2 separate regions of the Mus musculus genome follow, and region 2 is linked to region 1. Evidence: chromatin loops called from intact Hi-C (ENCODE). Cell type or tissue: left cerebral cortex. All regions are shown on one strand. Links, peaks and the distances in the headings refer to the core of each region. The heading gives the core; the rest is flanking DNA.

What was found. A loop is a pair of places that touch in the nucleus more often than their neighbours do. Peaks named below come from ENCODE experiments on the same cell type or tissue, not always from the same donor. Only the 100,000 strongest peaks of a DNase experiment are listed, where the experiment ranks them.
Region 2: a loop joins it to region 1, with 9 times the contacts of the local background. A loop is called at or near these places in 5 of 42 quality-filtered maps.

What each region holds. Positions count from the first base shown.
Region 1 is chr13:61,236,297-61,244,373 of GRCm38, reverse strand. No RefSeq gene overlaps it. Among named protein-coding and RNA genes, the nearest start is that of Cts8, 15 kb to the left of the region's middle. In left cerebral cortex, for the core only: a CTCF peak has its summit at 2,611 (motif pointing right); a DNase peak (open chromatin) is centred at 2,621.
Region 2 is chr13:60,772,812-60,780,888 of GRCm38, reverse strand. No RefSeq gene overlaps it. Among named protein-coding and RNA genes, the nearest start is that of BC051665, 9.5 kb to the left of the region's middle. In left cerebral cortex, for the core only: no CTCF peak of the experiment used is centred there; a DNase peak (open chromatin) is centred at 4,481.

The sequences.
Region 1 (8,077 bases), core at 604-4,603:
AGTCGGCCATCACTGCAAAGAGAGGCCCATTGGACTTGCAAACTTTATATGCCCCAGTACAGGGGAACGCTAGGGCCAAAAAGGGGGAGTGGGTGGGTAGGGGAGTGGGGGGGTGGGTATGGGGGACTTTTGGTATAGCATTGGAAATGTAAATGAGCTAAATACCTAATAAAAAATGGAAAAAAATAAAGAAAACAAAATAAAGCAATACACTAAAAGAAGACAAAGGACAAACAAACAAACGTTTAAATTGTAATCAAATAAATGTGCACACACACTCACTCCCACACAGACACACCCCCTCACACACACACTCACATACACACACATGCACAATGTGGAGTCCATTATATGTTGGTCAACTACTCTTGAATATGAGTCTTGAATTGGGGTATTTGATACGTCCAGTGTCACTCTACTAAGAGAAATTAATATTCACTTTCACAGCAAGTAAATGTGACAGGCCTGTTGTTAATTTTTACCCTAGTTGCTGGGCTTTCTTTCATTCATGTAGTCATTTTTAAAATAATAATAAAATAAAATATAAAACAAAAACTATCACGTCAGGGTTAGAGAAAGTAAACCAAAGGAAAAGAGGCCGAGTGAAGCCAAAAGAAACAGAGACCTATTCATTTGCATACTCAAGAGTTCCATAATGTCATTAAACTGGAGGTCAGAATATATAAGCTGAGAAGATGGTGCAGACCCATGCAGGACCTGTGTATCCTGCTTCAGTCTCTATGAGTTCATATGAGCTTTGCTTATGTTGATTTAGAGGGCCGCGTTTTCTTGGTGTCCTCCATCACTTCTGGCTTTTAACTCATTCTGCTTCCTTTTCTTTAGGGTTCCCTGAGCTCTGAGGATAGAGATTTGATAAAGACATTCCATTCAGGGTTTTGTGTTCCAAAGTCCCTCTGTGGATAATGCCTGGCTGTCAGTCTATATATTTGTTTTTATCTCTTTTAGAAGGAGCCTTCTCCAATGATAACTGAAAAAAGATACTCATTTATGAATTTAACAGAGTATCATTAGGAGTCATTGTTGTTACTACCATTTTTGAAGGACCAGTTGTGTTTGGTTTCACTTAAGTCTCTTGGCTATCTAGTTTCAGATGATTGGTTACTCAAGCAATGTTGGGTGTGGGTTCAATCTCATGGAGTGGACCTTAAGTCAAATCAGTTGTTGGTTGATTACTCCTACACGCTTTGTGCCACCACTACCATAGCATATCACTCAGGGAGTACATCATTGTACATAAAGGGGTTGTGTCTGGCTTAGTGTTTACATTTCCCTTTTGAGAGAATGCAGTGTTTGTTCCTGTACCAATGATCTTGAGCTATAGGGGAAAACGTTCTATAGATGCACCAGCTCAACTTCTCCATGTTCGGTAAGTTCTATGGCTGTTGTCTTTACCAATGGGGCCTGGCTATCTGTATGTGGAGAATACCTTACAATCTGGGCAACCATCTGGGCTTCTTGGGGATTCCTGTGGGACTCCTTTTTCAACAAGTCAATTAGGTGGAATCTTATCCTACTACTCAAAGCTTTGTTTGGTGATAAAAGTTAACCATTAGGAGGCAGAGGCAGGCAGATTTCTGAGTTCGAGGCCAGCCTGGTCTACAAAATGAATTCCAGGACAGCCAGGGCTATACAGAGAGACCCTGTCTCGAAAAACAAAACAAAACAAAACAAAAAAAGTTAACCAGTTGGGTGTCTGTCTCTCCCATACTTTGGTGATTTTATTTCGATAGTCTTCATATATGTATATATTTTAGGAAATTTCTTCTGTATTAGGTAGTAGAAGAATTTCTTAAGGCTTGTTACTTGAGTCAGGAAGATAGGAATTTCTTTTTTTTTTAAGGAATGTTGCTAAAGATATATTTATTTATTTATTCACCTTAAGTTCTTAAGTAAAACAGTATAATATAAATTAAGTTAGAAAAGAACGTATATTCCAAAATACTAACTGTGATCACTTGGGGGCAATATAAAAATACACAGAATATTGTTATCAGAAAGTTTCCTAAGCCTAGGAGCTTGTGTGGAATCGGTCCCTGAGCCCCCGTGCTGTGCTCACCTGCTTTCTTTGGCTCCCCCCAACACCCCAGCCACACACCCCTATTAATCCTGCCCAGGTAGTCAATCCAGAGGCAATCCAGATGTAGTCAATTTTTGGTGGCATTCACAGGGGCCCAGCAGTATCGGGGTGGCAGCCCCGAGGCCAGCCCAAGAACCTCCCTTTGCTGCACACAGAGCTCCTGCAGACTCTCACTGGCCCCACAGGTCAGCTGATCCGGGTCCTCTCTCTCATTAAAGAGAAGCAAGTACAGAAAACTCTCCCAGCTTTGTTGGTCAAGAGGAACAGGCTCACAACATTGGCCTAAATGTCATTGTTGGGCCACAAGAAATAGAAACTTCAGGACCCTTAGAACATTTTATTACCAGTTAACAAGATTTCCTGTTTTATTTTTTATTTATTTATTTTTTATGTGTCCCTCTAAAAGCCATAGACTTTGGGGGCATGATTGGAGCTATATGGCTTCTAGGAGGAAAAAAAAAAAAAGAAGATAATGTAGTCAAGAACAGTAAAGTCCAGTCTCTGCCACCAGGTGGCGACATAGACCAGTCCGGAAGAAGCAGTGGCAGTAGGCAGAAGTAGCTTCTGTGTCTGCCGCGCTTCCTATCTCCTGGCTCCACAGAGTCAATGAGCTGGCCCAGAGGCGATGAGATGGGGCAGGAGAGCTGAATGAAGGAAGAGCCAAACACTTTCCTTCTTCTTCTTCTCCTCTTTTAATATCTACGATTTAAAGATCCCAGAAGCAACTAACCACACTAACAACAGTCTGCATGCTGGCTGGACCCTTCTGGAGCTGTTGAGAGCGCGTGCCACCTGCCCAGCTAAGGGGTCCATCCTGGGAGGACTGGGGCGCTAGGGAGGAGGTTTTCCCTTGAGCAAATATGAGGGTTATTTCTTGTGGAGAAACTTCCCTTGAGGAATTTATTGACTCCGCTGTGCTCTCCGCTGGGCAGGGTTTCCAGGTACTCCTGGGCTCGGACTTCTTGAGCAGAGGAAATTTTTAAATAACTGTATGTCAGGATTCAGGTCTGAGTATTTCTCACTAGATGGCGCAATTTTGTAAGAGAAAGACAAATTTAACATGTTTTCTAACATTTGTAGATCTTTCCATTTAATCTTCTTTATATTCATTTCAATACTCATGGAGGTCAGGAAAGTAGTATGAGGCAGTTTGTGTGTGTGTGTGTGTGTGTGTGTGTGTGTGTGTGTGTGTGTGTGTTGGAGGGGTCTTTGAAGAGAGGAAATCGAATACAGTAAACATTAGAGGGAAATGGTTGGACAGAGAAGGTTTAAATTGTGATTAGATATTGGAGGGCAAGGTAGAGGATACAGGGATTTATAAACACCAAAGACATTCTGAAACATTCATATGGAACCCTATCTATTACTGTACAAACTTCCTAAAAGTTTACACACACACACACACGCAATATTTCTGAAGGAACAATGTACTGAGTCACGAAGTATGGGCATATCAAGCTAGTACTGACCTGGAACCTTCCTTCTCCTGGCTACCTTTCACAGTGCGGAAAGGAGCTAGTCACACAACTGGAGGTCAAAAGTAGTAGTCACGACTCTTACCAAGCTTTGAAGTGTGTAAGACACAATGCATTTTGTCCTGAGATGACAACACCACTGGTTCAATAGTGTCAAGAACATCACTGAAATTACCAAACCAACTCATGATTGAATTTAAGCCCTACTTCACAAGATGAATATCATGTCAGCACCATTGTTGGGCAAAGAATCTATAGCTATAAAGGTCATAGACTCAAGAAAGAACTTGCTACTATTATTCTACCAAGTGAGAACACTATAAAACCAATTCCTACAAAATTTTTACACCCATAGATCAACCTATCTCTCAATCCTCATCAGAGTTCTTATATTTGCAGTGGATTTTATTAAACAGAAACCAAAACCTTGTTAAGGTAGAGAGAATAAGAGGTGGAGAATGTTCAGAGCCAAGTGGAACATCTATATCACATTCACTTTTCTCAAGGCTCATGGTCAATTCCTTTTTTATTCACAGGTCTTTCCCTCCAAGATTCCTATCAATGGTGGGGGACACTGCTGCTCAAATCTGAGAGGTCATGCTGCATTTTTAGCTATTAGTTGATCTCTCAGGTCATAGAAGAACTGTACAGAATGGCAGAATTTCTGAGTACTTCCTTTCTTGCTTTCAGAGATGCTCTATGTTGTAGTAAAGAATCAATTCCTGGAAGATTTTAATCACCCTCTGGGAATATTCAAGTCAGGCACAGGTCTAGAGAAACAAAACAACTATTTTTTAGGCACCTGAAACTCTAGCTTGCTCCAAATCCTCAAGATTCAAGCTATTTTAAAACCCAGAGGTAGCTTGGTTTCTCAGATCAAAGTAACATCAAACACACAAAAGAGATATGTAAAAAGTTGCCTTTCCTTACTTAATGTCCAGGCCATATGACTACTGTTCAATGGAATCTCCTTCTTGACAACTGAGTGGTCCCTTTACATGTTCTCCCACACTCTGCAACCAATAGGCATAGTTATCCAAGTGGCTGCACAAACACTCTCACTTATAACTTCTAGAAGAGCTACTAAAGTCCATTGAAACAGGGTAATAGTTGTGCCATTCACATGGGTAGCTCCATGCCACTTGTAGTGGTGTGAATGAATGTGCCTGTAAGCTTGGGCATTTGAATACTTGGTGCCCAGGTGTTGGCTGTTGTGGGCAATAAGGAATTGTGGCCATGCTGGAGGAAGGCTGTTTCTTGAAGTGTTTTAAATTTTCAAAAGATTTACTTGTGATGGGCTTTCTCTATTTCTGGTTTATGATTTGAGATTTGAGCTCTCAGGGTTGCCCCAATTCCTGCTTCTTCTGTTCCTCCACGAGGAACTTTAACTCTCTAGGTGTGTAAGGCAAAACAAACTCTTCTTTTTATAAGTTGCCTTTGTCATGGCATATTTTCACTGAAATAAAAGAAAATCAATACACCACCATAAATGGCAATGACCTTATACCCTAGCCATGGTTTATATGAAGACCCTAGAATTATTTGTATTGTGGTAAAGAAAACATTATTTTTTATCTCTAAATAGATATTACTACAATATTTATTGTAACTAAGAGATTTTTAGCCTTTTGAAATTTAATCATTATGGGAAAAATCAGAAAAAATAAACAAATTTATAAATCAACATTTATATTAATTTAAATATTATAATCACAGACTGACAAGAAAGATAAAGCACTTGTTTTTTTTTAAGTTGCTGAAATAATTATTTTAAGCATAAATTAAATTAAAATCAAGTAAGGCCATACATAAAGAAAATCTGTGTGAGTCACATTGTATTCATTGTGATGATAGTCACCTACTAATCAGCCCAGAAACTCAGAGTACCTGTTATGTCCAAAGAGGACAAGCGTTGGCTAGTTTGGGTAGGAGATTTCTGTTGAGGAGCCCCCTCATGCTCTAAATATAAGGCTGAAGGGAAATGTGATTGATAATGCTTGCATATACACAAATTTTACATAAAGGCAATATTCATTGATTAACATGACTTCTTAGAACAGGGTAAGGCTAACCATATGTATTTTCTATACAGACTAAAGTCTTTACCATTCCCATAGGTTTGAGGCATTGGGGAGCTTTACATGACCATATCTGTATCAACAGTGCAAATTCACTTGGGAGTTCTTGCACTCTCAAAAGTATTAGTCAGTTTATTCTGATAAGTGTGACTTGAATAGGCTCATAACAACAAGTAGTAGTTCTGTTTCTTAATTGTATGAAGGTTTATATGCTGTCATGTACTAAGTACAGTGCCAGGCTTATGGGTGTGCTCTGATATTTACTAGCAGGACACCTGAGAATGATGCTATCAGATGAGCACAGAGCAAAGAGAAATCATTTTCCTGAAAAGACTCAGGTTAAAAAAAAGTCAATTTAGAACTTCTTGCTCAAACTTGGGATGATTTTCAACAAGATAAAGTTCAATAAGAATTTTCCCTTTATCAGTTCTAGTCAACATTTCACCTGAAACCCATTATGGTTTCTCAAAATGCAGACATAGAGGATATTTCGATACTGTAGGCTTATTTTGGGGTGATACACAAGGGATTTTCCCTTTGTTACAGGTCCTGGTAAATCTGACTAAAATGCCCCTATTTGGCAATGAAAAAATTTTAAAAATGTAAATTTGAATTCTAAATATAAGGATGTACCAGTAAGTCTTTAGTAGAAGAGCATAAAACCCAGTGATAGGACCCAAGTGAGAATCAGGAGGAGGTAAATGGGAAGAATAGAAAACAGTAAGTAGAGAAAGAAGGTGAATGTATGGACTTTTACCTTGTAAAGCACATGCTCTACAAGACTAGGTTCCAAAGCATTTTCATTGAGCTGGCTATAAAAGAAAAGTGGCTCCTGACATTCTAGCCTTCATAAGATATCAGTAAAATGAATATTCCTTGCCAAAAATCACTATTCAATCTATAAACTAGGTTTCTTCTACTTCTATCTTGGAATTAGGGACAAAGCACAACAAATAAACAATATAAGGTTGGTTATCTCTTAATTAATTTGAATTCACATAGTGATTGGGTATTTAATTCTACAGTACTGCTTCCTGTAAATACTTTAATAAAGTTTCTCAATTCTTTAATATAAGTTTTTCTTGTTTGAAATCTAGAACTTTGAAATACTAGGAAGAAAGATGGCTTCCATTATTCTCTCCATGTCTGAGACACAGCCAGGCTCTACTACCTACAATACCATTGAGAATTCAATCCAGGAAGTTCAGAAGGAAGGGAAGAGAAACTTCAATGTATAAGGCAAAGTTTTTGGAATCTCTGAGTCTAGATCCAGCTTAGCACAACTCTGAAAAGAACAGGTAGACCATCAAGCTATATTAACACCCTAACCTTTCAAAGACACTCATGAATAGAACTGAGGTCCTTGAGTGTGAAATAAAGACAGGAACTCTTTCATCACCTTCATCACTAGAAGTTCTTCATAGTAAATCTCATATGTCTAAATGTAGTTAAACAGAAAATCAAGCTCACACTTTAGTCTGAATGGATTTGTTGATCCCTAGATTCTACTCTGTTTTATTTTGCTCACACTCCAGACTACAGACCATTATTCAATCTCTAATATATATCACTAAGACCCTCCTTTGGCACAATATGTGAGTTTGGGGGGCAAAATATATGGAATACAGTCAGATACTTGAGTGGTTTCGCACAGGCATTTATAATGAACTCTAGCTTCGAAAGATCTATAGATGGAATTCCACCATTCTGTGTCCCAGTGGCAAATGATTCAGAAGCTTGGGTCAGGTTCTCTTTGAGCACTAAGAGATACAATCAGCAGGAAAGAGCTAGTCGATGGGAATAGAAGCCTTGGGCCAAAACAGTCCACCTTTCCTGCGTCACTACTACATACCTGCACTCTGAAATACATGAAGACCTGTATCCTCTTTCTCTGTCATGTCTCTACCTTCATTAAACTCTTTTACTTCTATAACTTCCTTATTGAAATAACATTTGACTGGTTTAAAAAGAAAGAAAAAAATTACAAAACAGAAATATACCCTCAATATAATATTTGTTTATGAATAAGACACAAGGAACATCCAACAATTCTAAAACCATATGCTGCCCTCATGGACACCAGAAGCCTTGGATGCTTCACTGCTGCTAAATCCCTCACACATGTGTACCTTTCTGTTTTAAGGACAAAAAGGCTATATATTGGCACCAAAGCTGAGGAACAAACCTGACCCGCTCTTATAGTGGACTGTAGAGTGCTAGGCTGTAGGGAGCTAGGCAATTTGTATGTCCACTTAAGATTTGTCTTTCAAACATATTTCATTCATTCACAAAAACATTTCTTATGATTCCACACTAATATAAATGTTATGAAGAAGCCAGGTGGTGGTGGTGCACGCCTTTAATCCCAGCACTTGAGAGGCAGTGGCAGGCAGATTTCTGAGTTCAAGGCCAGCCTGGTCTACAAA
Region 2 (8,077 bases), core at 2,160-6,159, 470 kb after region 1:
CGACTGTATTTAATGTTTCCTGGTAAATATTCAACATTAATTTTCAAACTTTAAAAATATGGCTTTCTCAGCCTTGTCCTATGCTACTCAGGACAACCTGACAAGGGGTGGCATCACCTAGAGTGGGTTGGGCCCTCCCACATCAATCATTAATCAAGAAAGTATCCCATAGACCTGCCTACAGTCCAGTCTGTTGGAGGCATTTGCATAGTCAAGCTTCCCTCTTCACGGATGACTTGTGCTTGTGTCAAATTGACAGAAAACTAACCAGCATGCCCACACTGTATGTATGGTTTTTACAATAATTTATTCAAGTAAAATGTATTATGTCCATGAAGGATTATATATAGTCTCTCCATTAAGTCCCTTAGGGTCCAGCTCATCTGTGTTAGATGGAACTAATATTTATTTTGACTTTTATTTAGCAATAGCTTATTTCATTTGCTGGCATATTAAAATAAATACATAGGTTAAAAGTTTCCCAAAGGAATTCTAAGGAGGGAGGCAATACTTCAATTACTGTCCAGCCTGCTGCACCTTGTATTAAAAAACTCTATAATCAACCAAGTTTTGTTTCTAAGAAAGAAAGAAAGAAAGAAAGAAAGAAAGAAAGAAAGAAAGAAAGAAAGGAAGGAAGAAAGAGAGAGAGAGAGATAAAGGTGTGTGGGAGGAGGGAGAGGAAAATAAAAGAAATGAAGAAAGATAATTCTGAGGAAAAACCATGTGAGATTATAAAACACTGTTCTGCAGTTGTTGTGTGAATAGCCCTTTGTAAGAGGGATTTTAGGTGGAAATCGGAACCAATACCATTTTCTTGCTCATTTCATTGCCCCTTGTTTTTTAATATATTGTTTTAAAAATTCCTTCTAGTGATAGAAGCAAAACAGGAACTAATAATCAACAGAGCCTGCTTAGGGCTGCTGGAGAAGCATATGTGTCTAAGAAAGCGTCTTGTAAAAGAGCCTTCTGTAATACCAGAACAAGGCCAGCTCAGTTCACAGGCAGAGCCTGCATTCTTATTTTGGGGGCTACTTACTGTTTGGAAAGTAAGATGGAGTCCCTTGCCCCAAGACTAGACCTCCAGACCAGTGTCTTCATTCTCCCTGCTCTGCATCAACCCAGAGCATCTCACCTATGTCCGCACCACGTCATCTCAGTAACAACCAATCTGAGTCCAGCTATGCCTTACTTAACTCCTGGTGTATTCCATGAAGGGGATAAGCAAGACATTATTTGCATTTCTCTATGGCAGATGGGAAACACACAGTATCCAAATTACTTGCACACTGGTGTACAACTAATTTGCCCATTGTTTTGCAACTACACATTGGTCACTAACTCCTCCTTCATACAGTTATTATGAGGGGTGATTAAAATTAAATCAACCTTGTATTGTTGATTTAACAAATTTAAATACAATTTAACAACTCCCCTCAACCTTCACTTGACTTCAGAGAAGCAGGCCACTGTCCACCACTGGAGAATGGGTGAAAAATGAATTTTAAAAATAGATTCTGGTAAATGTTACAATTGGGTTAGTCTCAGAAGCATTCTGCTAAGCTCTAAAAGGCAACAAAAATGATCATGTGTTCTAAGTTGTTTTTCTATGAAACATACAAAATAGACACATTCATACACACCAAATATGGACGATGCCCATGGAGTTAAGAACTACAGCTAACCATGACTCACAAATGCAGAGGTTCTTTGGGGGGAGATGAAAATGTCTCAGAAATAGAGAGATGACAAGGGCACAGTGAGGATACAAAAACTCACCAAAATCTTCACTCTGTGTGCTGAACATCTGTGGGGCAATGCCATACCAGCAAAGAAAGGAGTGCACAAGGCTAAAAAGGCATCTGTGTCCATATATAAGAGTTGAATACACGTAAGATCTTTATGTCACTAAGATTCGGGCTCACACATACCTGACATGGTATTGCATGAAAACAGGGTATTATTTCCAGAGATGGAACATTTCTCTGAGGACCTGGTAGTACTCGTGAAAACTAAAACATTATGGGAAATGCCTTGATAGTGAGGGCAGTGACGATGCGAGGAGCTCAGTGGACAGTAGCTCCAGGCACCAGTGTGAACATTTGCACAGGCTACTCCACGAGCCCATTAGAGCCTCAGACCCCAATCTCCATCAAAACTGCCCTACGAAGCGGGGCACAATGGGGCACCCCACCAGTCCCAGAACAGAAGAGGCAAAGAGGCAGATCTCTGTGAATTCAACGCCAAATCTACATAGTTCTGAGTTTCATGAAGCCAGGGCTACACAAGGAAAACTGGTTTCAAAACAAAGACAAAAATCCTACCTGGAAAGCTCAAAAATGCATTCTTTTCCCTGGAAGCTGCTTTTGTATGTAGTTCTTGGGATGCAACTTATTGGGACCCTACATCAGACACAGTCTCTGAAAGATGGTTGTCCTCCTTGGTGCCCGTGGTATATGTGAGGGTGGTCACATCTGTGGAAGGTACAGAATCAGGTAAGTGCAGCATGGGGTAGCTTTCTGAAGGGATGAAGTAACTAAAGTGAACCTCTCAGTGAGCAGAACTCAGCCGAGCTGGAGGGCATGACTTTCACCCTTCCCTTACATCAATCCCCAATCTGTCTGTATCATTTTGCTTTGCAAAAACCATCATCACCATCATTGACATTATCATCATCTCAAGACTGAGGGTTATAGAAGTGGAACAAATGTTAGCCCAGAGGTCATCAGAAGGTCAAAGTCCAAGGATCCCCAAAGCTGTTATCTTTGCTCGTATTCCAGCTCACCTGCTGTCATGATAAAACAAGAAAGAACAGATTTAAGGACTACTAAGGAAGAGAGTTAGCAATGTCCTTTAACCATAATGAGCATCATTGCAATGAGACCTTGGACCTGAAGAGGAAGATAGGCTTAAATCAGAATACAGCATGAACATGGCTCAGAGGCAGGGGAGCACACAGTGAAACCTCAGAGGAAAAGAGGATTCTGGACAAACCGCTCTACCAAGATTCTTGCTGCAAACATAGCAGAGTGAGCAGATGTCACCCAGGGCATGGTGAGGAATGAGCAAGAACCTGATCAGATATGAAGCAACAAACAGTGTTCAGAATACAGGTTTTGCTTAGCTGACATCAACAGATTTTGCTAAACCTGGTGTTACAGGGAAGAGCATAGACAGAACCAGCAGAAGACTCAGGAGCTTGGCCAGAGTCTTCTCAAGTGGAATCTTTGAAGACAGGCTGCCTGGACACCTACCTGGTGCCACCAGCATCTAGGATACCATGTTGCCCTACACCTCAGGGGAGTATCTTCCTTTGGCCATTTAGAGCAGACAAGATTCTGCCTTCTTTTGACCTATGCATTATTAGACTTTTAATCCCTCACAGATAAAAATCCGATCATATATACAGTGTACTGTGAGTTCACAAGCCCCTTAGCTCTGGACGCAAAGTGTGGGAGGAAGAGTTTCTTTATCTTCCATGGTTTTAAAACAGTGTTGGTATGAATTATTTTCAAGATTCTTCCAGTGCTTGATGAAGTAATTTAGTAGGGAAAGTACATTATTTCCAACAACGGTGCCAGGAAATCCAGTTATCCACGTGGAACAAATGGTGTTTACCACTAGCCTATAACATATAGTGACATTACTTTAGTGGAACCAACACCTACACATGAGCCATAGAACTGCAGTGGGCTCAGTGGATAAAGGCACTTGTCACCTGTCTGGTTGCCTGAGTTCAGTTCTCAGAATCTGCATGGTGGAATGAGAAAACAGACTTCTGCAAATGGTCCTCTGACCTACAAAGGTGCATGTGTGCTCCTCCCAAACACACACACACACACACACACTGCATTTTTTAATTGAACTATAAAACAGATAGAAGAAAACATAGAAATATTTCATGAGATGGGTTATGATGGTGATTTTCAAACACGGCAGTAATGAAAAGTAGAAACCTTATTGCATTTGGTATAAGAGGAAAACAAATGATCAGAGGGAAAAATACAGTTATCAGTCACAAGTCTAACGAACAGCTAAAATCTAGAAGGTGCAAAGGACTCCATAATGACCAAACAAAACAGCCCAGTTAAATGGCAAAGCCTCAAAGCCAGAGAGAGTTCTTCATACTAAATGTCAAGCTCTTGTCTGCAGAGAAGACACTCAGAATCATTGATCACTAGAGATGGACAAATTAGAATCACAATATGATAAGAAGTAAGGAAAAGAGCTGGGAAAAAATGTGCCTGAGGTGATTACAGATATACAGGGTGGGTGGGGCAGCATCCACCTTTAAGAACAGAAAAAAAGTACCTGGGTGTGATGGCACACGCCCTTAATCCCAGCTCTCAAGAGGCAGTGGCAGATGGATCTCTGAGTTGCAGGCCAGCCTGGTCTACAAAGCATGTTCCAGAGCAGCCAGGCCTGTTACACAGACTGTCTTAGTCAGAGTTTCTATTCCTGCACAAAACATCATGGCCAAGAAGCAAGTTGGGGAGGAAAGGGTTTATTCAGCCTACACTTCCACCTGCTGTTTAAGTCAGGACTGGAACTCACACAAGGCAGGAAATTGGAGGCAGGAGCTGATGCAGAAGGTGTGGAGAAATGCTGCTTACTGAATTGCTTCCCCTGGCTTGCTCAGCTTGCTTTCTTATAGAACCCAGGACCACCAGCCCAGGGATGGCATCACCCACACTGGGCCCTTCAACCTTGATCACTAATTGAGAAAATGCCCCACAGCTGGATCTCATGGAGGCATTTCCTCAAGGGAGGCTCCTTTCTCTATGATAACTCCAGCTTATGTCCAGTTGACACACAAAACTAGCCAGTACAAAGAGGAAAGCACATCTCAAAAAGCCGGGGGGGAGGGGAGGGAGAGAGAGAGAGAGAGAGAGAGAGAGAGAGAGAGAGAGAGAGAGAGAATGATGAATGATTTACCCAGGACCCTCACTTTTGAGTGAATATGTAAAAGAATTGAAAGCGCAACTACCATTAATTGAATGTCAGTGTTGATGGCAGTACTTTTAATAATGTTTTTATCAAGGAATAGATAAAATATGGTGTCTACAAAAAAATGAATATTGTTATTCAGCCTAAAAAATAAAAACGTTTATGGTGTGACATCTCAGCGTCATTGCGATGATATTATATGAAGGAAATATCCAGATGTACAAGAGCAAATGCAGACTGGCTCCACTCCCATGCAGCACCTAGGCATGTCTTAGTCTGTTGTGTACTGCTGTCCTAAAGCAGTGGGGGTTGGGTAACTAATATCAAGATGCCGGCATCTGAAGAGAGCCCTTCTTACCGGGTCTTCACCCGGCAGAGGACATCATCTGGACAAGAGAGCAACTAGAGGGTGAGGGCCAAAGTCTTCCATCCCACCCCACATAACAGCGTACTGGGACAGATTGGGACCAAGAAACACCACAGGGAATTCAGAGGCCACACCCATCAGCTGTGATAGCAAATTGCAATGCAGGAATGGGGAGGGTCGGGCTGGACAGGCTGTAAATCTGTGATGTGAAAGCCAGAGGCCAGGTATCAGAGTCAAGATTGCAAGATTCCACCTGTGCAGTGATGTCGCCTCAGGTAAGCTTCCCAAACCCCAGTGAGGAAGGATGAGAAGAGGGATTTGAGAAGGGGCTCCTTCCAGGGACAGAGTCTATCAGACCTCTAGGAACAAAACTGTGTGCCCCAACCCTGCCAGTGGAACCAATGGGAGAGAATGAATGGGGGGATCCAGGGAGGCCTCCCAACCACGCCGGGGTCCGGACATGTGTAATTCTGTCAGGGTCAGACAGGAAGTTGGACTCCTGCATGTGAGGCTTCGATGCTCCCCTCTTCTTGCACCCCCTCTATCGGGAAACTTCCTCTACTCTGAAAAAGCATTTGCAGGACAGTGTGAAGTGAACAGGGGTTCCAGCCCTAACCAAAAGGCTAGGTGCAGTGGATACCGCCTGGCAGAGGGAACATAGGTTCTCTCCAGTGGTGTGTCATTGTGTATATCAACCACATTCTAGCACTAGCTCCAAACCCAGGAGTCACAGAATGAACTCATTGCTATTTTTTATTGACTTTTTAATTTTGTTTTGCTTTGTTTTGACAATTTTTTTGTCTTATTAGTCTTTTGCCTGCCTGTTTTTGGGGTTTTTTGGGGAGAGGGTTCTTGTTTTGTTTCTGTTTCTTGTTCCTTTTTCTTAATAGAGGAAGCCAAAGAAAACAGACCTGGGTATGTAAGAGGTGGGAGGGGTCTGGGGCAAATTCTGGGTTTGTGCGTTTGTTGTTGCTGCTGTGGTGGTTGTTTTCTTCTGAGACCAAAGGCTTTTTAATTACATCTTTTATTCTTTGAGATTGTAATATATTTACATCATTTGAAGTTTCCCTTTCCTCCCTCCAAGCCTTCCTATATAGACCCTTTCTTGGACCCTTTCAAATTCATGTTTGTTTGTTTTTTCATTCTCGTTACATACGTATGTGTGTGTATATGTATGTATGATATATATATATGTATATATATATGTGTGTATATATATATATATATATATATATATATATATATATATATATATATATAGTGTGTGTGTGTGTGTGTATGTGTATAAATATATACACCCTGCTTAGTCTGTATACATGTATGTATCTTTTCAGGACTTATCGTTTGGTGTTAGATAACCAATTGGTGTGCTCTTCCTTGGGAACAACTATTTCTTCAATGTTCCACATTCTTTAGTTGCTTGTAGTTCTTGTGTAGGGTTGAGGCTTCATGGGCTGTTGCTGCTATGCCTTAGTAGCCTTGATTTCTTGGCTAGATACGAGAGAATGATTAGTAGTGTTGATCTAATCAGACCCTCATTGCTCTTTCCTCTACAGATCCTTAAGACATGAGTCCTGTTCTCAGCTTGGTTGTCATTGGCTTGGAGGTAGCCTCAGCTGCTCCAGTGTTTGATTCCAGTTTTGATGCTTAGTGGCACAAGGAGAAGATGAGACACGGAAGAACATACAGTCCAGCTGGTCACATGGAAACTGTCCAGCAGTACCCCAGTGAGAATATTCTTGCTGTGGGGAGACCATAACCACAGTGTAGGTTTTAAGAGACAGATTTCCCCAAGACATAGCCTAATCGAGCATAGTGTACACAAAAATCCCTATTGCCTGTCACCTCCAGAATGGCTTCCAGAAATGTACAGCCATCCCCAGCCACGAGTCCCCTTCATTCATGGCTTCAGGACCACTTGGTGAGCTTAGATTGGGTTTTTCAGGGGAAATACACCCTGCTGGTTCTATGCTTCTAGAGTGAAGAACAGAGGAGAGCCGTGTGGAAAATGATTCAATTAAATGATGGAGAACACTCCAAAGAGAAGCATAGCTTCACCGTGGAGGTGAACACCTCTAGAGACATGGTAGTGAGACATGGACACCTCAATACTGCCTTTCTCCTCAGCTTTTTTCTTTTTTAAAAAGATTTATTTATTTTATGTAAGTACACTGTAGCTGTCTTCAGACACCCCAGAAGGGAGCATCAGATCTCATTACGGATGGGTGTGAGCCACCATGTGGTTGCTGGGATTTGAACTCAAGACCTTTGGAAGAGCAGTCAGTGCTTTTAACAACTGAGCCAACTCTCAGCTTTCTTAACACACACACGGGGGCGTGCACACACACACACACACACACACACACACACATGCACACGCTCCCTTAATGATTTATTTGTTCTTCCTTGAAGAACACTGAAGAATCATGACTGTTGAAGAACAGATTTCAAAACCAGAAGTACAGGCAGGGAGTATTCCGGGAATCTCTACAGGAAGAAGTTCCCAGATCGGCAGACTGGAGAGAAAAAGCCGCAAGACTCCAGTAATGGATCAGGCATGACTCTCATACTCTTCCTGTCCATAGGGAAGCCAAGATGGCGCTGTCATCCCCACTTCGTGGAGGGACACATAGCTTGCCCCTTCCCTTTAAAGAACTCAGACACATGACCTGCTGTTGAAGGATCGTTGTTCCCGTTGGCTCTGTGGACGATGGCCTTTCCACTCCCTCTTCAGAGTTCATGTAATGATTTTGGGCTTTTAGTGCT